Linked DNA regions of Homo sapiens: all the other regions are linked to region 2. The links are chromatin contacts, found by Hi-C or POLR2A ChIA-PET in ENCODE. All regions are on one chromosome and are shown on one strand. Each heading gives the region's core, a stretch centred on a gene start or an enhancer-like site at or near the end of the contact. The rest is flanking DNA. Distances are from core to core; before and after follow the strand shown.

The links. Hi-C counts contacts between places; a loop is a spot of excess contacts on that map. ChIA-PET counts read pairs that join two places held with the same protein, here RNA polymerase II (POLR2A). Pooled maps may share reads with other maps.
Region 1: POLR2A ChIA-PET joins it to region 2 with 12 read pairs in HEK293. The contact joins the enhancer-like site here to the promoter of LRPPRC in region 2. A Hi-C loop is called at or near these places in 2 of 168 maps with a recorded cell type or tissue (CD4-positive, alpha-beta T cell and cardiac septum) and 2 of 50 pooled maps. POLR2A ChIA-PET finds 5 or more read pairs at or near these places in 6 of 52 experiments (H1, HEK293, MCF 10A and 3 more).
Region 3: a loop to region 2 is called in a map of CD8-positive, alpha-beta T cell, with 5 times the contacts of the local background. The contact joins the enhancer-like site here to the promoter of LRPPRC in region 2. A Hi-C loop is called at or near these places in 4 of 168 maps with a recorded cell type or tissue (CD4-positive, alpha-beta T cell, CD8-positive, alpha-beta T cell, Caco-2 and 1 more) and 7 of 50 pooled maps. POLR2A ChIA-PET finds 5 or more read pairs at or near these places in 4 of 52 experiments (H1, OCI-LY7, WTC11 and 1 more).
Region 4: a loop to region 2 is called in a map of CD8-positive, alpha-beta T cell, with 23 times the contacts of the local background. The contact joins the promoter of DYNC2LI1 here to the promoter of LRPPRC in region 2. A Hi-C loop is called at or near these places in 10 of 168 maps with a recorded cell type or tissue (B cell, CD14-positive monocyte, CD4-positive, alpha-beta T cell and 5 more), 4 of 37 single-sample maps with no recorded cell type and 16 of 50 pooled maps. POLR2A ChIA-PET finds 5 or more read pairs at or near these places in 1 of 52 experiments (activated CD4-positive, alpha-beta T cell).

The regions. Positions count from the first base shown.
Region 1 is chr2:44,181,604-44,186,852 of GRCh38, forward strand. The region is part of intron 1 of PPM1B (protein phosphatase, Mg2+/Mn2+ dependent 1B); the gene reads left to right. Among named protein-coding and RNA genes, the nearest start is that of PPM1B, 15 kb to the left of the region's middle. RefSeq lists a silencer at 1,687-1,981 and an enhancer at 2,700-2,799. Within about 2 kb of position 2,693, at least 3 of the 41 ENCODE cell types and tissues checked have a DNase peak (open chromatin) inside an H3K27ac peak, as active enhancers do; they include CD4-positive, alpha-beta T cell, where a contact is called at or near this core.
Region 2 is chr2:43,993,609-43,998,957 of GRCh38, forward strand. It overlaps LRPPRC (leucine rich pentatricopeptide repeat containing), which reads right to left and starts at 2,381. Exons shown (of 38, transcript NM_133259.4): 1 at 2,191-2,381. The coding sequence starts at 2,339. RefSeq lists enhancers at 1,932-2,583, 2,379-2,658 and a silencer at 1,959-2,278.
Region 3 is chr2:44,230,867-44,235,923 of GRCh38, forward strand. It overlaps PPM1B (protein phosphatase, Mg2+/Mn2+ dependent 1B), which reads left to right. Exons shown (of 6, transcript NM_002706.6): 6 at 1-606. Among named protein-coding and RNA genes, the nearest start is that of SLC3A1, 42 kb to the right of the region's middle. RefSeq lists enhancers at 3,048-3,549, 3,550-4,049. Within about 2 kb of position 3,114, at least 3 of the 41 ENCODE cell types and tissues checked have a DNase peak (open chromatin) inside an H3K27ac peak, as active enhancers do.
Region 4 is chr2:43,771,391-43,776,405 of GRCh38, forward strand. DYNC2LI1 (dynein cytoplasmic 2 light intermediate chain 1) reads left to right here and starts at 2,649. Exons shown (of 13, transcript NM_016008.4): 1 at 2,649-2,756. The coding sequence starts at 2,749. LOC105374571 (a long non-coding RNA gene) reads left to right here and starts at 2,763. Exons shown (of 2, transcript XR_940033.2): 1 at 2,763-3,156; 2 at 3,483-3,602. It also overlaps the pseudogene RN7SKP66. RefSeq lists an enhancer at 2,535-2,584.

The DNA.
Region 1 (5,249 bases), core at 1,443-3,942, 190 kb after region 2:
TAGTGATTTAATGGTGGTTGAATATATATCAAAAGATTTATGGCTTCTGTCCTGGATTAATACTAGAGGAATGCTGTTACTAATACAAATAGGTGGGTAGGCATATGAAGGTGGCTTGGGTGCAGAGATGAAGTTTTTGATTATGTTATATTTGAAGAGAGATGTAGCATAACCAAGCTTTGTGTTTAAAATCTAGACTAAAATTCATCTGAAGTCAGTGTAGACATAGCTTAAGCCATGAGATTGCATCAGAGGGCAGATACTGTGTTTTGGGTTGAAGGTTAATTATTATCTTGGGACCCCACTTCCCTTTTTCAGAGGGTACAGAAAAAAGAATAAAGAATAAAGAAAAAAGAATAAAGTTTTTTTGATTTGAGAGTGTTTTGAAAGTCAACACAACTGTTAAGAGTTTCCAGAATCGAGGCGTTACCAATAGTTTGAAATGCCACAAAGTACCTTATTTTGAGAAGCTTCTTCTTACGACTGATAGTTGGCTAATTCTACCACACAGGACATCAGTGTTTGAGCTGTTTGGTCAGGAATATTGGTGTTTTGGGTTCTGAAATGGCTGTATGTTATATCGTGAGAAACATTCTCTATGGACGATACTCCAGACATATGGGAAATACTAGTAATTTCTTTTTTTTCTTAATTTTTATTTATTTATTTTTTTGACACAGAGTTTTGCTCTTGTTGCCCAGGCTGGAGTGCAATGACATGATCTTGGCTCATCGCCACCTCCGCCTCCTGGGTTCAAGTGATTCTCCTGCCTCAGCCTCCTGAGTAGCTGGGATTACAGGCATGCACCACCATGCCTGGCTAATTTTTTGTATTTTTAGTAGAGATGGGGTTTCTCCATGTTGGTCAGGCTGGTCTCAAACTCCCCACCTCAGGTGATCCACCTGCCTCGGCCTCCCAAAGTACTGGGATTACAGGAGTGAACCACAGTGCCTGGCCAATACTAGTAATTTATAATTACTTTGTTCTTGATTACCTAATATTTAAGTTTTCTAATTGTGATTTGCTTTTCTTTTTTTACTTTTCTCTTTAGTTTGTTTTGAAATAATAGGTTACAGGTTTCCTCTGTTTAGTAGGCACTTTTTCCTAGTTATGCTTTCTTTGACTCTAGGGGCTTTATTTTTCATACTTTTTTTCTTTCTTATAATTACTTTGTGTAGAATTGGACCGTGATGTTTTCCTGAACTTTTAGGAAGGTAGGGTATGTGTGGATTTTTTTGTAATTTAGATTTTCTTCTTAGCAGTTTTTCTTTAGTGTAGAGCTTCGTCTAACAAGGGAGCATTTATTTCAGAGTTTATGGGATCTAGATTGCTCCAGCACTATCAGATCTTGTTGTATATTGGTCCCTTTGCATGACCCCAGCAGTTGGGTCTTGCAGAATTCCCTTTCAGTTTTAGCTGTTACTAGATTATCCTGTCACACTTTTCAGTGAGTAGCTATTGGTGATGTTGGAGTTTCTCTCATCTCAGGATCTTCAGAAGCCTGTTTTCCTTTTGCTTCCTTTTGCACAAATGCTAATACCACTTGGGTCTTATAACAGTTTGTAGTTTATGGGGGAATAATACCTTTGTTGTTGGATTGCTTTGTCTGGGGGAGGATATTAAAAACCTCTGCTGTGACCACCACTACCATCTTAGACTGTCCCATGTGCATGTTCTTAACTACTGTGTTGTATTACTTGCCAAGTGACATTCGATGAAATCAGACCATTTAGATGAGGAATATCCACATTTTGCCTTGAACATTCTTCCCGTGTGGTTTTGGAAACAAATATCTGCACAGAGTAGGATAAGTAAGACAGAATAATAGGCATTTAACTGGATGGAGAGTCAGTCTCCAGAATCAAGTACAGCTGGATACTGGGATAAGGTTTACATAAGTTGTTAGGTAGGCCTGAATGACCTAAAACCAGAGGAAGCCAAAAGGCCTGCCTCCTCATCACCACCCAGTAAAGCCTAAAGCTTCAGCTTCTTTATTACATAAGTACATTGAAGGGCATACCAGTGAGCCCCAGGAGGAAGGGAGAGAATTAGCCAGAGAGCTTTTTGACCCAACTTTGAGCCTGAGGATGAGATTTGGCTTTGGAATTGGACTGCATGATTTGGTATCTTAGTTTTTTTTTCTTCTTTTTTTCAAGACAGAGTCTCGCTCAGTCGCCCAGGCTGGAGTGCAGTGGCGCGATCTCGGCTCACTGCAAGCTCCGCCTTCCGGGTTCACACCATTCTCCTGCCTCAGCCTCCAGAGTAGCTGGGACTACAGGCATCCGCCACCGTCCCTGGCTAATTTTTTGTGTCTTTATTAGAGATGGGGTTTCACCGTGTTAGCCAGTATGGTCTCGATCTCCTGACCTCGTGATCCGCCCGCCTCGGCCTCCCAAAGTGCTGGGATTACAGGCGTGAGCCACTGTGCCTGGCCTAGTTCTTAGTTTTACCACTTGATAGTTGTGTGTCTTTGGCAAGTTCTTAACCTCATTGTATGTTTCCTTATTTGTAATGTAGTGATTATAATAGTACCTTCCTCATAGGATTATTGTGAGGATTAAATGAGTTCATGCCTGTAAATACGTTGAAACAATTCTTAGCACACAGAAAATGTCTGCTGCTCTAATAGGTATCCAGTGGTTGTTCTTTTTGATAGGACATTGACCTGTTAGCAGCATTTGACGCAGTTTATCACTTCCTCCTCTGTAAGCACATTTTTCTTTGTTGTCAGGGGTACCACACTGTTGGTTTTCCTCCCACAACTCTGGTTGCTGATTCTCAGTAATTTTTACTGCATTTTTTTTCGTCTCTTGACCTTTAAATGTTGGAGTGCTCAAGAACTTAGTTCTTTAGTGTCTTCTCTTTTTAAATTATATTTACTCTGTTCTCAAGGGGTTTAAGTGGAGATTTAATTATCATATAAATGCCCCCGAATTTATGTCTTCATTCTTGATCCCACTCCTGAATGCTTTATTTCTAGATCCACCTTCCTGCAGTATCTCCACTGGACATATAATAGACATCTCTAACTGAACATGTTCAAAACTGACTACTTGATAGATTATGCCTCCCTTCTTCTCCCCTAAGTTGCTGTTGGCACAGACTAAATCAGGGATTCTTAAGCTGGAGCCCACAGACCCACATAGGGATCTATCAGTAAAATTCAGGAGAATCATGTTTTTATTTTCACTAATCTCTAACTGAATTTTAACATTTTCTTCAATTATCAATGTAGTATAGCAATACTTTTTTACTTGTCTTCTTTAGAAGTCAGATATTTCTATATCACTTTATAGTTGTTGCAGGTATCTTAAAATATTATTAAACTCACCACTACTTCAGAATTATGACACTTATTAGACCGGCCACTAGATACTGTTGTGTTAGTGAAGAAGACATGTATTACTATGCCAAGTTTTAAAAAATATTTTGATAATGACTTTAATATTATTGGGTTTTATAGTAATCCTAATTATTGTATACATTTTATGCTTACCTGGCTTCTAAACTGTTTTGCCTGTTTTTACATTTCATTTAAATGGAATCATACATTGTATACTCTTTGATTTCTAGTTTCTTTCAGCATTGTTAATGAGATTCATCTAAGTTCCTGCCTATAGTTGTGTCTTGTAGAATTTGGAAAAGCATGACAAGTGACGTTAAATTAATTCCTCTTGTATGATACCTTGCCCTATGTTGAGAACTGCTACTTTAAAGTTGATTAAGTGGTAATTTTCTGTTTTTGATATAGCCTGAATAAATACTTTTCATAGGTCTGCATGTAGTTTGGTTTTTAGAGCACACTGTATGTATTCAGTGTGATAGATTTTTTTTCTCAGATTAAATTTGCGACTAAAGCAAAATACCACTGTCAACAAAGCTATTTCCATTTTATGAACTATATTTTTCTTGTTGAAAGGCTTGGAGAGGGGTAAGTTACACTGTTGTCCTGAGTTTGAAATTTCTAGCTGAGCTTTTGATTTAGGACAAGAAAATCTAAATTATTCTTGTATCTGGGGTCTCTCACTTATGATTTCAGAGAATCTGATTTACTGAATAAATTTGTTTTCATAATCTTGCTCTAATGTAGAGCTATAGTTTCCAGCTTTTGGAGAATTATTGAAAGTGACTAGCCTATTTTTATCAGTAACATCTCCTTGCCATTGGACCTGGGTGTGGTCAATGCCAATGTTATTCAGCAATTATAATGAAAACTGTAAAATATCTCTTAAACAATTATTCAAGCCCTTTTGAATGTCAGTTATGATTTTGAAAATCTGAAGTGAATGCCACTGATACTACAGTTCATCAGAATTGATTTGGAAGAGGGGAGGACTTAAATAATTTAATTCTGATGATACTAAGAATTGGAAGAAAGGATGTGAGCTACATGTTCTGTTTCTGTGAGTTTACTGATGGGTGGAGTTGTTTTTCTTTTGCTTCTCATTCAAGCAGTATAGGATTTGATGCAGGTGTTTGTGAATGAGTATGTTCTGTAAGGTCCTGGAATGGTGTTATTAGTATGTGACTTTTCAAGCATCTCTTTGAACTTAAGCTGGTTATTAGATTTTATTACTACTATCATTTATTTTAGCAATGTTTTATAATAATGAAAGCCATTAATCTACACATTGTCTAGGAACAGGCTGGAAGTGAAGAGTACTTGGCTATATCATAGAAATATTTCTTGGTAACACTTTGGAGTATATGTGGCATCAGTTAAATTTTGAAGATAGAAGCACATTATTTTAAATATTTCATGTGTACAAGCTTTTTTTCTTTTGAGACAGGGTCTTGCTCTGTCATCGAGGCTGGAACGCAGTCATATCATCTCAGCTCACTGCACCCTCCACCTCCTGGGCTCAAGCAATCCTCCCGCCTCAGCCTCCCAGGTAGCTGGGGCTACAGGCGCACACCACCGTGCCCAGTTAATTTTTGAAGTTTTTTTTTTTATAGAGACAGGGTCTCACTATGTTGCCCAGGCTGGTCTCAAACTGCTGGACTCAGGCAATCCACCCGCCTGAGCCTCCCAAACTGCTGGGATTATTGGCGTGAGCCATTGTGCCTGGCCTGATTTTTAACTAAAAGGTTTATACAACTATTTAATGATTTTTCATTTAGACATTATCATTTGATTTTCTGCTATGGAATGTCAAAGGAATTTTCTGTGGTCTAGTTTTGTTGATGAGAAGTCTCGTGCTATTTGGATTCTTCTTTTTGTGTAGATGACTTTCTAGCTCTACTCTTAC
Region 2 (5,349 bases), core at 1,131-3,630:
AGACTATATACAGTGCTCAGAGTCCAGGAAAAAGAGGGAACAATCACTTCTTTATTGCCTGCTGTCACCTGAACACACAGTGGTGAACAAGACAAAGTCCTGCTCTCATATAGCTTACCTTCTACTAAAGAAAAAAAAAAAAACCAGAGAAATAAGTAATGATATCAGACAAGTGAGGTGTGCCACGAATAAATCTACAGTGGGACCGGCATGTTTTGGATTGAGTGTTGAGGTAAGGCTTCCCTGAAGAGACATTTGAGATCTGAATGATAAGAAAGCAACTTTACAAAGATAAGGGGGAAAGGCCTTTACAGATAATGAAACTGAGGAACAGACAGGTTAGTAAGATGGCTGAGATTACGCAGTAAGTAAACAGAACCCAGGTCTGATGAACACCGAGACCACCCTTTCTACTAAACTATGTTCTCTCTTTATTCAGTTCTCCTCAAATGCAACAGTGAAGATAAAAGAAAATGTGGACCTTCCCCTGGCCTCACAGAAATGCTGAGGATTAGAAAAATAAGAGTAATGGGCACAACTTTCTCAAAAGAAACTCTGAAAGCCAAGAGATGTATATAGTTCTGTGCTCAGAGGCATGATTTCGGAAAGTTAACTGTTCAAGCCCAATAAGAAAATATAGGCAGACTCCAAATTACAAGTACGCTCCATTCCAAAGATTATAACTAAGTTGTTAAGAAATCATAAATTATTTCCTCCACGTAATTTTATGGCGAGATTAGGTGTTCAGGCTGGTCCATGAAGGTCCGCATAACCGTAGATATTATGACTCCTGTAGTAACCAACAAAGCACTTACTAGGCATCAGGCCCTATACTAAGTGCTTAATACAGATAATTCTGCAATATTCCTAACACTACTACTACTCCCACCTTATAGCTAAGGAAGCTGAGGCCTGGAGATGTTAAGTAACTTCTCTAATGGCATAATGCAGATAATTTGAGGATAAAATGCAGATAAATCTGGAGTAGGCTGCAGTCTGGGCCCAGCCTACTGCAGATCCCTGGCTCTCAGTCCTTACGCGAGCTCTCAAAGTACCTTAATTTACAAGCATCAGTCTTTCAAAATCATTTTTTCTCCAATGCTAAAAGCTCAGCACCTATCTCCCCTTCTCTGGTGGTCAGAATACTATTAATAACCAAATGAACACTTTCACCAACTTTTCTTTTCCCCTCCACTACAAAAGTCTATACCAAACCTATCTCTGATAAACCTCAAACCATGAGAGCATTTATTCGCCTATCTGACACCCACTTAGAGTTTAACTTGCCTTTGCATCCCCAGATTCCAACAGAGTGCCTTGCATGTGCTCATTCATTCAAAGACACTTACAGGACGGGAGCGGTGGCTCACACCTGTAATCCCAGCACTTTGGGAGGCCGAGGCAGGAGGATCGCTTGAAGTCAGGAGTTCGAGACTAGCGTGGCCAACATGGTGAAACCCAGTCTCTACTAAAAGTACAAAAGTTAGCCTGGCATGGTGGCGCACACCTGTAATCCCAGCTACTCGGGAGGCTGAGGCAGGAGAATCGCTTGAACCCGGGAAGCGGAAGTTGCAGTGAGCTGAGATCGCGCCACTGCACTCCAGCCCAACTCGCGCAACACCTTCTTAAATGCTGAAGGAAAACTCCATTCAAGAGAACGCAGGCAAAAGCCCAAAGTGATCATAATCCAGCGTCCAGCTTTAAGTCATCCGTGGCTCACCCAAACTCCCAACCCACTCCTCGCCGCCCCATCCCTCGCAAAAAGCTAAATTTCCAATATCTAAATGCTAGGTGGTTACTGATCACCAACGGTGACCGCACGTGGGACACCACCCAAGCTGGCCAAGTGTAAGGAAAAGACCACCACCCGACTTCCCAAAGCAGTCTTCAAAGCCCCCCTCATCTTCGTTGACCATGGGTACCCCGAGGGCAGTAAGGTCCAGGCTGAAGTGGCGGGGGCAGGATTCAAGCCGGAGGCAGGCCATGCCCACAGCCGTGACCTTCTGAAGGCGCTTAACCCTGTCACCCGAAAACCCCTGGTAGGGAGCGTGGTGCGGAGCCCGGGGAGGCTAGGTCCTGGGGCGGGGAGAAGGGTGGCGAGCACAGGCAGGACCCGGTCCCTGCCGGCACCCACGACCCCGGGGGACCCTGGCGCCGCAGCTTGCCTGGAGAAAGGGCCTGGGCACTCACCCGGCCACGGGCCCGGCGCGAGCGGCGGGCAGATAGGAGGCGGCATGCAGCCGGCCCGGGCCGCCAGGGAGGAGGCGCAGGGAGAGCGGGAGGCGCGGGGCCGCCCCGGCACGCAGCAACCAACGCGCGGATCTCAGCAGGGCTGCCATTGCTCGAACGTCCCCGCAGCGGGAAGCACGCTCCGCCAGAAGGACAGGAGGAGCATGTGACCGCAGGGTAGCCTGGCGCGGCAGAGACCAACTGCCGGGCGTGCCAAATGTGGGGGGAGCGACGGATTGTTTTAGGTTGGAAGATGGAAAACCGCACTTCTCCGAGGACAGAAGACCCAATGTAATATTTACATAAACGATGTTGCTTGATTCATTATCGAAGCTTTTCTTTTCCGTCTTCCGTCTCCGATCTGGGCATCGTGTTCATTCGCTGCACCCCTGCACTCCTCTGTTGGTAGAGCCGCAAGAGGTCAACTCCTCCCAGGTTGGCGCAGAGGCTTGTGGGAGGCCAACTAGTAAAAATACCGAGAACTCTCGAGGAGAGCCGACTATGAAGATCCCAGGACGTGGGAAGGTTTCCCCCGCCCCCGAGTGCAGATGTTGCTGCTAACGTTCAGCCCTGACGCCATGTCCAATAGGAACGGCCCTTCACTCTCAGAAACGCGGGCCGGAGAAACCGTGGAGGTCTTTTGCACCTTGCCGTTTGCCTCCCAGGTTCAACATGATAGGATGTGGATTATCAGGGCCTGGGAACAGTGTAAAGGAACGCGCAGGTCCCCACCCTAAGCGCGTACGCGGGGCCTCGCTTTAGAAAATAAATGAATTCTACCAAAAATCCTATAGTTTTAAAGCTGGAATTGAACTGACTCTCTTCCCCAACCCTCCACCCCTACCGCGCCTCTCCCTTCAGTAAATGCACATATACATGTGAGAAGTAAAAGAACAATGTAATTAAGAGTCTCCAGCCAAATATGGGGAGAAAACTGGCAAGTTAAACCCATCGCTGGCGAAGTGGCTCACGCCTGTAATCCCATCACTTTGGAAGGCCGAGGCGGGTGGATCACCTGAGGTCAGGAGTTGGAGACCAGCCTGGCCAACATGGTGAAACCCCATCTGTACTAAAAATACAAAAAATTAGCCGGGCGTGGTGGCGGGCGCCTGTAATCTCAGCTACTCGGGAGGCTGAGGCAGGAGAATTGCTTGAACCCGAGAGGTGGAGGTTGCAGTGAGCCAAGATGGCGCCATTGCACTCCAGCCTGGGTGACACAGCGAGACTCTGTCTAAAACAAAACAAAAAAACCACGTCGCTGCCTTCACAGGGCTTACAGACTGGATCGGTTCCCTGTGCACACGTGGGAAGCTGAGAACAGCCTTCCACTCCCTCTACACCTGCCTGTCCCCTACCTATCACGAGGCAAACGCGGCGGGTATTTCCTCTGGAAGCCCTCCCACGGTCATTTCCGAAGTGACTGTTTATCCCACTGGACTCCTTATCAGTTAATCCCACGAACTCCTTATCAGTAGGGACTGTGATCTCTTATTGTAGGCCATACACCTACCCAGTGCCAGACACACAGTAGGTCTCATTAAATATGTGTTAAATTAATGTCTATTTTGAGATGACCTAGCTCACCTCTCCTTTGAGAGATGAGGGAACGAAGACACCCGCTCCAAGCCCCCAAAAGAAACAAGGTGAATTGATTGACTCTGGGTTATATTACTGAGCACTGGGAATACAAGTTATTCACCTATTCAACACGTATTTATTGAATACATATCCAGTGCCATACACTATTTGAAATCCTAGGAATACAGCAGAGAACAAAACAAACCAACCCTAGATTCTAATTAAGCTCTTTAAAGTTTAATTTGGGAAGACAAAAAGAACTGTGATGCAAAATACGCCAGGGTAAAGGGATTGAGGGTGTCATGGGGGGAGTTGCTTTTTTTTTTTTTTTCTCAAGACAGGGTCTTGCTCTGTCACCCAGGCTGGAGAGCAATGGCACGATCTTGGCTCACTGCAGCCTCGACGTCTGGGCTCAAGCGATCCTCCCACCTCAGCCTCCTGAGTAGCCGGGATTACAGGCCCAAGCCCTGGCTAATTTTTGTATTTTTAGTAGATACGGGTTTTTGCCGTGTTGCCCAGGCTGGTCTCAAACTCATGGCCTCAAGCAATCTGCCTGCCTCGTCTCCCAAAGTGCTGGGATTACAGACATGAGCCACGACGCCCGGAGAGTTGATATTTTAAATAGGAAAAACGTTGAACAGAAACCTGAAGGAAGGAAAGGAGGAAGCCAGGAGAATTTTCTGGAAGGAGAAAAAAAAAAAGAGTGGTTAAGGCTTAGAGAACAGCAAACACCAAAACCCAGAGGCAATAATAGGTGTAGCCTATTCAGAGAACTTTAAGGAGGAGGACTGTGTGGATGAGAGAAAAGAGCAGGGGGTAGAGAGCAGGGGGTAGGAGTAGAGGAAGGAGCAGGGGGTGGAGAGGGGCCTGGAGGTCAGAGAGGTAGTTGGAGGCCATATCAAACAGGGTGTTGTAGGTGGCCGTGAAGACTGACTTTTATTTAGACTGAAGACTTTTACTTAGAATGAGATGAGAAACCATTGGATAGTTTGGTGTGTTGCTTTTAAAGAGATGGAGTCTTGCTGTGTTGCCCAGGCTAGAGTGCAGTGTCTATTCACAGGTGCAATTATGACACACTACAGCCTTGAACTCCTGGGCTCAAGCAATCCTCCTACCCTGGCCTCCCAAGGAAGTGGGACTACAGGTGCATGCCACCACACCCTTTTGCTTTTTTTTTTTTTTTTTAAGTGCAGTGGCACAATCTAGGCTCACAGCAACCTCTGCCTCCCCGGGTCCACGCGATTCTCATGCCTTAGCCTCCCAAGTAGCTAAGATTACACGCATGAACCACCACACCCAGTTAATTTTGTATTTTTAGTAGAGATGGGGTTTCACCATTTTGGCTAAGCTGGTCTCTAACTCCTGGCCTCAAGTGATTTACCCACCTCAGCCTCCCTAAGTGCCGGGATTATAGGCGTGAGCCACGGCACCCAGCCACCCATTTGCATTTTGAAAGGGTCACTCTATCTGCTGTTTGGAAAGGAGATTTTAGGGGAATGGGGATAAATAAAAATAGACCAAAGAGAAGGCTAATCCAGAATA
Region 3 (5,057 bases), core at 1,864-4,363, 240 kb after region 2:
GCATACACCTTTATGAGATAGTGTAAAATTGACTATTTATAGTACTATGGATTTAATGAAATTATATGTCATTTCACATTGTATGCCAGAAATTAGGCTACCAATTATGAATTAAAGTCAGTAGTTAAATTAATACTAGATAGAATTAGAAATTTTGATTAGAGAGATTATGCTATATTATGGAAAAACTTGTTAATGTAGAATTATACTGCTTCATATTATTTTACCTATTAGTACACTCATAGTTAGCTTTGTAATAAATTTATGTTTTCTTTAATAATTTTAGTTCTTCAAAGAATGGCTGATGCTGGCCTGTAATTTTTCTTTCAAGGATGATAATTTGTGTGTTGTTTGATTTGTTTATATTTTACATCTCTGTAGTTTTATTTTTAGAAGTTGTGAGATATTGGATGTGTGGCTATTTTTCCTTTCTCTGTATTCTTTATGAAACATAACTTTTGAAAAACCTATGTATTATTCATACAGCTTTGGTTTGTATATTCTGTATAGCCTAACTACACACATCAAAATGTATGTCAACCAAGTGTTTAGAATGAAATTATAAGTGTTTAAGTCCAAATAAAGCATGTGATGTGGAATAATCTATGCATGTTGTACTTATTTTTGAATTAATTTTTTAAAAACAACCAAGTTTGGTATATTGGAAGAATACCCATTAGAAATTCATTTGTATTTATATAACATTTAGAACACTTTTGGCTTACCTTTTTTCATTAACAAAAAGGAAAAGTTTAATATTAAAATATATGTGTTGCATACTTAAATCTATTCTTTTTCTTATCCATCTTTTGTGGTACAAAATATTAATCTTTGGACATTATGGGCACACATTAGACATGTGAGAAAATTGCCACAGTGAGCATTTTAAAGATTGCAGAATTGTCCATTTTGTTACAAATTTTTGTTAGTTATTAAGAAATTGAACAATTATGGGCTATTTTTAAAATAGTGGCAGATGAGAGTTTTTGTTTAAAGGGATTTTTAAATTATAGATTTGTCACATAGGGAAAAATATTTTTTAAAAATTATTTTATAACTGTAGAACATTAACTTTTCGTCTTTACGTTTATATTTATATCATGTGTCTAAAGTTGCTTTAAGTTACCATAAATTGAAACTTCGGAATCTTTGGATGTTATAGCTGATGTTTTGATGTATTTTTCCAATGCCAGAATATTTTTAAGTGCTTTGAGAAAGGAAGGCATTTGATGGAGAGGGGAGGAAAATAACCCAACCCAGTTATCTATCCATATTAGATACACGTGTACACACACAATATGCAATACACAACATCTCTCTGTAAAAGTACCCTTTTCAGACAAAGAAAGGAAGGTAATTTGTTCATCAATTTTGTTTTCTTTTGAAATTCAATCCAATCTGGAAGTGGCATAGGTAAATAATAATATTCTTCCTTTTCTCTTCCTGTAGGGTGCTGGAGATCTAGAAGACCCATGGTAGCCTTAAAAACCTTCTAAAATGCTTTTGATTCTGAAAATTGGGGGAAAAAACTTTTAATCACAATTTTCTTCAATACAAGGGGAAAATATTCTTGCGGATTCCCAACGTTTTGTGATATGAGCAGAAAATCATTAGCATTTCCCATCATTTGTTCATATTTGTGTTTTCTGACAGTTGCCACTTGTAGCATTGCCTGTACTACAGTATTTTTTGCCAACCTCAGGCATACTCGTTACATCTGTATTGAACTTTCGGCCCTAGAAACCAGTGGAGTTATTTCACCACAAATCAACAATGTGCCTGAGGTGCATGGGAAATATAGTTAGCTATACTCTGAAAATACATTATGTTTTTTTTCTTTAAACAAAACACACAACATGTAAGCATGTAAGAGTAAAGAATTGTATGATATGTTCCTTTTTTCAGTTCACCAAGTTGGAAGCCTTTTGCAGCTCTGTGGCTTGGAATTTCATTTGAGCAATTTCTATAGGATATGTATTTATTATTGATTGTTATTTAATTTTTTTCCAATTTTACCTGTATTACCAAACTGGGTTCTCCAATAATGTCCAAATTGTAATGTTGCCTTGCTTCAAGATAAAGTGTATTTGGGAATAATATTATAAACCCTTACAAATTTTATGCATGTATCTACTGCATCCTTCAACTCTCACTAGAAAATCTTTTGAAACCAAATGGATTAATTTATGGCTATTTATAATTTGCTTTGACATCTCACTGTTGGAAATTTTTTAAAGATGAGATTTGCCTTTATAATGTAAATTGTGATTTTTGTTTTACATGTGGGTTTCTATAGTTTTAATTTTTTCAGCTTTTAAGATACGAGTTTTGTGTAATTTGGTATTTTTAATCATTTATGTTATTTTAAAAGCTCAGAATATCACATTGAAATTACTATAAATACATTTAAAATTATCTATTTTAGATCTAAGGAAATACTACAGAGATATTTTCATGGGTTCAGTAACTTTTCATTTTATAACATTGGGCACGGTACAGAGTGATTGTCACATAAGGTACTTGAAGATTTATTAGTTTAATTCTATTTTTACAGTAACCTTGAATTCTTCTGAGTTTTGCATGTATTAAATTCAATTAATGCTGAACATGAAGAGTAAAGTATTTATCTGAAAGAAGTTTCTGGGTTAGGAGAAGTAATGAATGTATCCATTTGTACATGGTTTACATGTTGTGGATGCTTTGTAAACATTTTCCTGTATGTTTAAATTGTGTTTCAGCAGGATGTAATTGCCCTTGTGTGTAGTTAAAATGAGTCATCATCTGGTCCTTTGTGAAATGGAATTCATGGTATTTTCTGTAACGTTTTCCTGAAGCTGTTTCTGGAGAGCCACACATTTAAATACAGACAGCTTTCCTGATCATTTGATTTATTGTGCACCTGATTTTTGGTCTAAAAGGAATTATTGCCACAATATATTTTATTTATTCTTTAGATTTTAGCCTTGTAAGTTAAAGTGCTTTACATGATGATGTGAAAAGCTGTTTGTCCCTTTACTGGGTTTGGGGGGTTGTTAAAAGATAGGGAATGAAGAATGCAAAATGGTTTATCGTTCAAACTGTCCACTCTGATCCAACCCTGTACTGATAGTACTTCCCAGTATGATATTGTGATGTTTCATACAATGCAGTGAACATAACCAACTTGTTACCTAAATAAAGAATTGATAAAAACAGTGTGACATATTACTATTTGGTATGATTCAGTTTTTAATGTTATTTTAAACTTCTTATATGGTTGGCATATTTCTGAAAATTTAATTCCAAAGAGGAATTAACCAAACTGTACAGGACAATATTAACCCCTTCTGTACTCTAGAAATATTTATACTCCTTTTAAAAAAACCTGCCTTTGGCCGGGTGCATTGGCTCACACCTGTAATCCCAGCACTTTGGGAGGCCAAGGCGGGTGGATCACGAGGTCAAGAGATCGTGACCATCCTGGCCAACACGGTGAAACCCTGCCTCTACTAAAAATACAAAGATTAGCTGGGCATGGTGGTGCTTGCCTGTAATCCCAGCTGCTTGGGAGGCTGAGGCAGAAGAATTGCTTGAACCCAGGAGGCGGAGGTTGCAGTGAGCTAAGATCGCGCCACTGCACTCCAGCCTGGCGACAGAGCGAGACTCCGTCTCAAAAAAAAAAAAAAAGAAAAAAAAAAACTTTTCCGGCAGGGGGCAGGGTGGGGGTTACTGGTGCTTGAAACAGAAATAATGTATGAGTTAGTAAAAGAAAAACCCATATTCAGTGTTGACTCATCTGAATTTCCTAGCCTGGCTATTCTCAAGTATTTTGGTCTGAGGACCCACTTATACTCTTACAAATTGTATACTCCAGTGAACTTTTGCTTTTGTGGATACTATCGATATTTACTATATTAGAAATTAAAGCTGAGAAATTATACATACTGTTTTAATTTGTTAACAAAACAATTACATGTTAATATATAAACCATTTTATGAAAAATAATTGTCTTATAAGTTAGGATACAAAAATTCAGTGTAAAAAGGACCATTTTTCATTTTTGTGAGCCCTTTAATGTTGAACTGAATTCTTGTTTGTGCTTTTGCGTTCAGTCTGTTGAAGTGTGGTATGGCCCGATGGTTGAAGTTTATGAAGAAACCTGGCCTCACACAGATAGGTAGTTGGAAAACAGGAATATTTTAGTCACTTCAGATAACTGTGGATATCAAAACTTGACAACTGATAGTTTCTTGAAGATTGGTTGCAATGTGAAATCGGAAAGTTTATTAGAGGACTTTTCTTAGTTTGTTATGTTAAAATCCACTGGGTCTGTCTTGCATTTTGAATGGACCTTCTGGCTATGCATGATTTTGTCACATCATGAATTAGTCATTTGGAAAATACTGGTTCACTGAATTATGCAGTTCTTCTAAATATTGATCCGTTATTCTGCAATGATTAAAGTTTTTTGTTAAGGGTAGGCACAGTGATTCATGCCTGTAATCCCAGCACTTTGGGAGGCCGAGGCAGGCAGATCACCTGAGATCGGGAGTTTGAGACCAGCCTGACCAACATGGAGAAACCCTGTCTTTACTAAAAATACAAAATTAGCCAGGCATGGTGGCGCATGCCCGTAATCCCAGCTACTCGGGAGGCTGAGCCAGGATAATTGCTTGAACCCAGGTGACGGAGGTTGCAGTGAGCTGAGATCGTGCCATTGCACTCCAGCCTGGGCAACAAAAGCAAAATTCCATCTCAAAAAAAAAAAAAAAAAAAAAGACTGCTTAGCTGAATGTGGTAGCTTATGCCTGTAATAAAGCAGGAGGATTGCTTGAGGCCAGGAGTTCAAGACCCGCCTGGACAACATAGCAAGACCTGGTTTCTACACACAAAAAAATTCTAAGTACTCTAGCATGGTGTCACATGCCTATAGTCCCAGCTAGTTGGGAAACTGAGGCAGGAGGATTGCTTGAGTTCAGGAGTTCAAGGCTGCAGTGAGCTATGATCCAGCCACTGCACAGCAGCCTGGGCAACAGCGAGACTCCATCTCAAATTTTAAATATATGTCTCTTTTATA
Region 4 (5,015 bases), core at 1,399-3,898, 220 kb before region 2:
AAATTTCAGGGAAGGACTGTGATTAACCCAGCTCATGTTAGGTGTTCACTCTGAACCACCCCAAATGTACTCAACATTAGGAGAATGCTTAAGTACATTACGAAAAATCTATGCAGTGAAATATTCTGCAACCATCAAAGTTATGTTTATGATGCAGTTTTAAAATTTGATATGGTGCATTTTTAAAATTTGATATGGGGAAATACATGTTAAAATCAGGACATTAATTAACTTTACAATTAATCTCAACTTTGTAAGAAAAAAGATTAGAATGAAACATATCAAATGTATTTCCAAAATACCTAATAGTTACTACTTCTGGCTTATGCTTATTTTACCCTCTTAATTTTCTGTGCATACGTTTTTTCCCCTACAATTAGCTTATATAACTTTGAAAACAAGGGAAAAAATTTTAAAACTCTGCCTGTCACTTTCCTAGCTATTGTTAATAGCCTCCGCATGGTCTTCTAGATGCCAAACCACCCTTCACACAACTGCAAAAAATTATCTCACTGAAATTCATGTCTAATCATGGCACACTCCTATTTTTAAACCCTATTTGGTTTCTCATAACCAACACAGTAAAGTCTAGACTACAGCATCCTTCACAGTAGCCCCATCTACCTGCCCAGTTTGCTCTTCCACTGTAGCTCCACCAGGCACTTTATATGATCGCAACCCAAACTATTCAGTTTCCCAAATACATCCTGCACACGCCTTTACCCTTCTGCACTGTTGCTCATTCCATCCAGAAAGCAGCATAAAATTGTCTCCTTCTCCTTCCATTCTTACCTTAAGAACAATCTTCATCTACCCAGGAAAGTCACTTTCTTTGCCCAAGTATGAAGGCCTCAAGAGGAATGAGGGAAGAAAGGGGAACTCACCTGCTCAGTCAGATCAACTGAATCAACCCTGAATCAATGCTGCTGATCAGGGCCCAGCCGGATCACCTTCACTTTCCTGGTTACCAAGCTCCCTCCTTCAAACACCTCTCCCCGTTATTCAAACAAGTGTACTTTTGAAGTACTCGTACTGAGTATTGTGCCCAGTACATAGCAAGCACTTGGCAAAAATGTTAGCTGTCGTTATTGCTATCAATATCAACAGGCCTTCCTAACTAGCATGCAAAAGTATTCTGAAGTTCTAGAACCCAAATCATTACAATTCATTACAATCTGTCCCATATCAGTTTGTGAGCTTAAAGTCTGGCTTAGCACCAGGCTATAGCTGTTGATTCAATGACAGATGTATAAGCCTCCTTTGAAAAATCATCCTTTCTTCGGTGAGCTCTACTCCCATTAATTCCCTTCCTATGTGCAGCTTAGTGTTCTTTACGTCTCCAAAATATACCTAGGTGTTGGGAGGATTTTGTTCCCAATGACTTTATTTGAAATAAACACCCTTTTATCAACCATCAGCCTTGTTTCCAGGAATGTGTTCCTTGTGTTTCTTTGTTCGAAGTTGCTGACCAGCAGCTTATCACACAATAATAACAAGCATTAAGCAGTTATAATGTGTCAGACACCCACGTAAGTTATGTTTTACCTACATTTATCTCATTTAAGATTCACAATCTTTCCCGCTTTACAGGATCAGAAATTCAGTGATTTACCCGATGTGGCAATGTGACAACTTAGCCAGCGTGGCCAAGTCAGAACTTGAACCTAGGTCCATCTCACGCCAAAGCCCATGTACTTGAACATCGCACCATAGAAATCAAGCCGAATAGTAGAGGACTGGAGGGAGGGTATCTCCTTCAAATATTCAGGGCATCTTAGGCTAGAAAGCCTGAGTCTACTCAGCATTCAATACAGACCAAATACTATCAGTGCCATGGTTTCACCATCTCCTTCAGGCATAATTGGTCACTTGCCCTCATGCAATTTTTGTACCTCTATACAATAGTTTAGATCACTCACTTCCTTAGGTGCTTATAATTAGCTGAGTGTGTGTCTTTCTTAAGGGCAGCGATCTTTTCTTACTCATCTCTTTATTCCTTATTCTGTGTAGCATAGGGCCTTGCATATTCAATGATTGTTATTTATTTCAATGCTCGTTATTTATTTGGACACTCCTGCAGATCTATAAAGAGACCACAAAGTTCCAAAAGAAAATAATCTACATTCACAAAGTAAATGAAGTATGTAGGAGATGCACTTGCTTCATTAATTTATTAATAAATACACAATGTGCTATTGAATAAAACTTGAAACAACTAAACATCTAGAAAGTTGGAAAATATTAAAATTACGTGCCTTATTTTAAATTTTAAAGTCCGAATATTCCTTGCTTCTAGTAAATTAGCAGAAAACAGCTCAAGAGATTGTTACACCCTCTATTCCTAAATCATGGCGATTGGGAAGAAAAAAGTGAAAGATGAGAGAGAGAGAGAGCAGAGACCCTTGGCATATAGTTGACACCCAGTAAAAAAATTTTAAAATAAAAGAAAATTGCTTTTAGATCCCAGGTTTGTAACCCCTTATCATCTCGTTCTAGGAGGTAACAAGGAGTTACTAACTTGGGATCTAAAAGCAATCCTAAGGCTTGAGGCCGAGAATGAGATGTAAAAGGACTCCTGAAAACTACATTTCCCATGATGCCCGTCTCCCCACGCAACCGCGGCCGCGACGTCGCTCCCATGGCAACCCAGAAGGCCTCACTCCCAGACTCCTTGCGGAGCTCGCCGCCTGATTCTAGGCTGGTCACTACTCCGAGCCTGTGACGTTTGCGGCAGCCAGGCCGTCGACGATGCCCAGGTATTCCCTGAACCCGGCTTGCGTGGGAAAGGCTACTGAGAGTATTCCTGGAGAGAGGAAGCCCAGGCGGGACCAGCTGTTGGAAGATTGTGGGGGTGGCTACTTGCCACCAGGATATGCAGGGTCGGGGACCTAGGAATCAGCCTTGAGCATAAAGATTCTGCCGCAAACAGGAAAGAAAAGAAAGTTCCCTAGGTAGAAAAGTGAGAGATTTGGAAAGATCAGCAACTCCACCCATTCAATGATTGAATAAAAGTTTCTTGCAGGCCAGAGACTACTTCCGGAGCAGGACATTCGGCGATGAGCTAGACCACAAAGCCTCCTCTCCCCAGGGGCCTCCCCTCCTGGTGCGGGGGTTCGCAGTAATAAGCGAGGGGAAACTTGGAAGGCACTGTGGAAAGTATAACATCACTTTTAAGGGGGGAAACGGGAGAGGGTTTGTAAACTATATTCTAGCTGTTCAATTCTATGATATTCATTTTAATTACCTGTTCACAAGATATTCCTAAACCTTTTCTCAACAATTTATGCTTAAGCACGTCGGGGAGAGGGGTCAGGGAGTGCATCACAGAGCAGGATAAATCTTTTTCTCTCCTTGGGATAGTGTGGAGAATTGTCAGCTTTCCATCAAGGGATAATTGGTTAGTTATAAAGCTATGGTTATACTTCCCGATTTCCGCAGGTGTCGTGGCTGACTGCAGCACCTCCGTCTTTCCTCTCTGCTAGGTATTTGGAAAGCAGATCCTCATATTTTGAAAGAATGTTGTGTAAATGAAGAGCAAACAGCCCGAAACTGAGTTCTGAAGGCTCACCTGTGAAATAAATGCATGAATTTTAGTGCAAACATTTAAGGACTCCTGTTTTGACCCTTTTTCTTATTCCTGGTTCTTGAATAGTATAATTACAAGCCCTCAATAATTTTTGTAATTGTATAGGCCATGCCCTAAACTACATATATATTTTAACAATTATGACAATCCTATAAAGCTGATACTCTTTTTTATTGGCTTTTTAGAGATAGAGAAACAATTGAGCCTGGGGAATAGCACAGAGGATTGCATATATTAGGTGCTCAATAAATATTTGTTTAATTAATAAAGGAATGAAGGATTTAAAGAGGTTAGGTAGTTTTCCCAAGTTCACATACATAGGAAGTAGCAGAATCAGGCTAGGACCTATCAGGTCTTGCCCATGGTTAGTTTTTAGTTTAATATTCCATTTTCACTTAGGCTTTAATTAATATATATATGATTTTATCGTGTAAAGTTATATATCTGTGTAAAGAAATCAATGAAAGGATTGTTTTCAAAATGTTTGTGGTTTTAGGGTTTTTTTTTCTTTCTTTCTTTATGGTTTTTTTTTGGCGGGGGGAGACAAGGTCTTGCTGTGTCACCCAGGCTGGAGTGCAGTGATGTCAACATGCTTACTGCAGCCTCGACCTCCAGGGCTCAGGCAATCCTCCTGCCTCAGCCTCCCTAGTAGCTGGGACCACGAGTGCATGTCACCACACCCAGCTAATTTCTTTTCTTTTTCTTTTTTTATTTTCTTTTTTTTTTTTTTAGACAGAGTCTCGCTCTGTTGCCCAGGCTGGAGTGCAGTGGCACGATCTTGGCTCAATACAACATCCACCTCCTGAGTTCAGGTGATTCTCATGCCTCAGCCTCCTGAGTAGCTGGAGTTACAGACACCCGCCACCACACCTGGCCAATTTTTTTTTTTTTTTTTTTTTTTTTTTTTTAGTAGAGATGGGGTTTTACCATGTTGGCCAGGCTGGTCTTGAACTCCTGACCTCAAGTGATCCACCCACCTTGGCCTCCTAAAGTGCTGGGATTACAGGTGTGAACCACCACTCCCAGCCTCAGCCAATTTTTTTTGTTTGTTTTCTTTTCTTCTTCTTCTTTTTTTATACTTTAAGTTCTAGGATACATGTGCACAACGTGCAGGTTTGTTACATATGTATACATGTGCCATGTTGGTTTGCTGCACCCATTAATTCATCATTTACATTAGGTATTTCTCCTAATGCTATCCCTCCCCCATGCTAATTTATTAGTAGTAGTAGTAGTAGTAGCAGTAGTAGAGATGGGATCTTCCTGTATTGCCTAGGCTGATCTCAAGTGATCCTCCTGCCTCAGCCTCCCATATACTTTTATATTAAACAAAATTTTTTTTTACCTAAAAACATAATCTAAAACACAAAAAAGAAATGTTTCAGGGAGGAAAGATTATTTGATACACTGGTTTTGTACTTTTCCCATC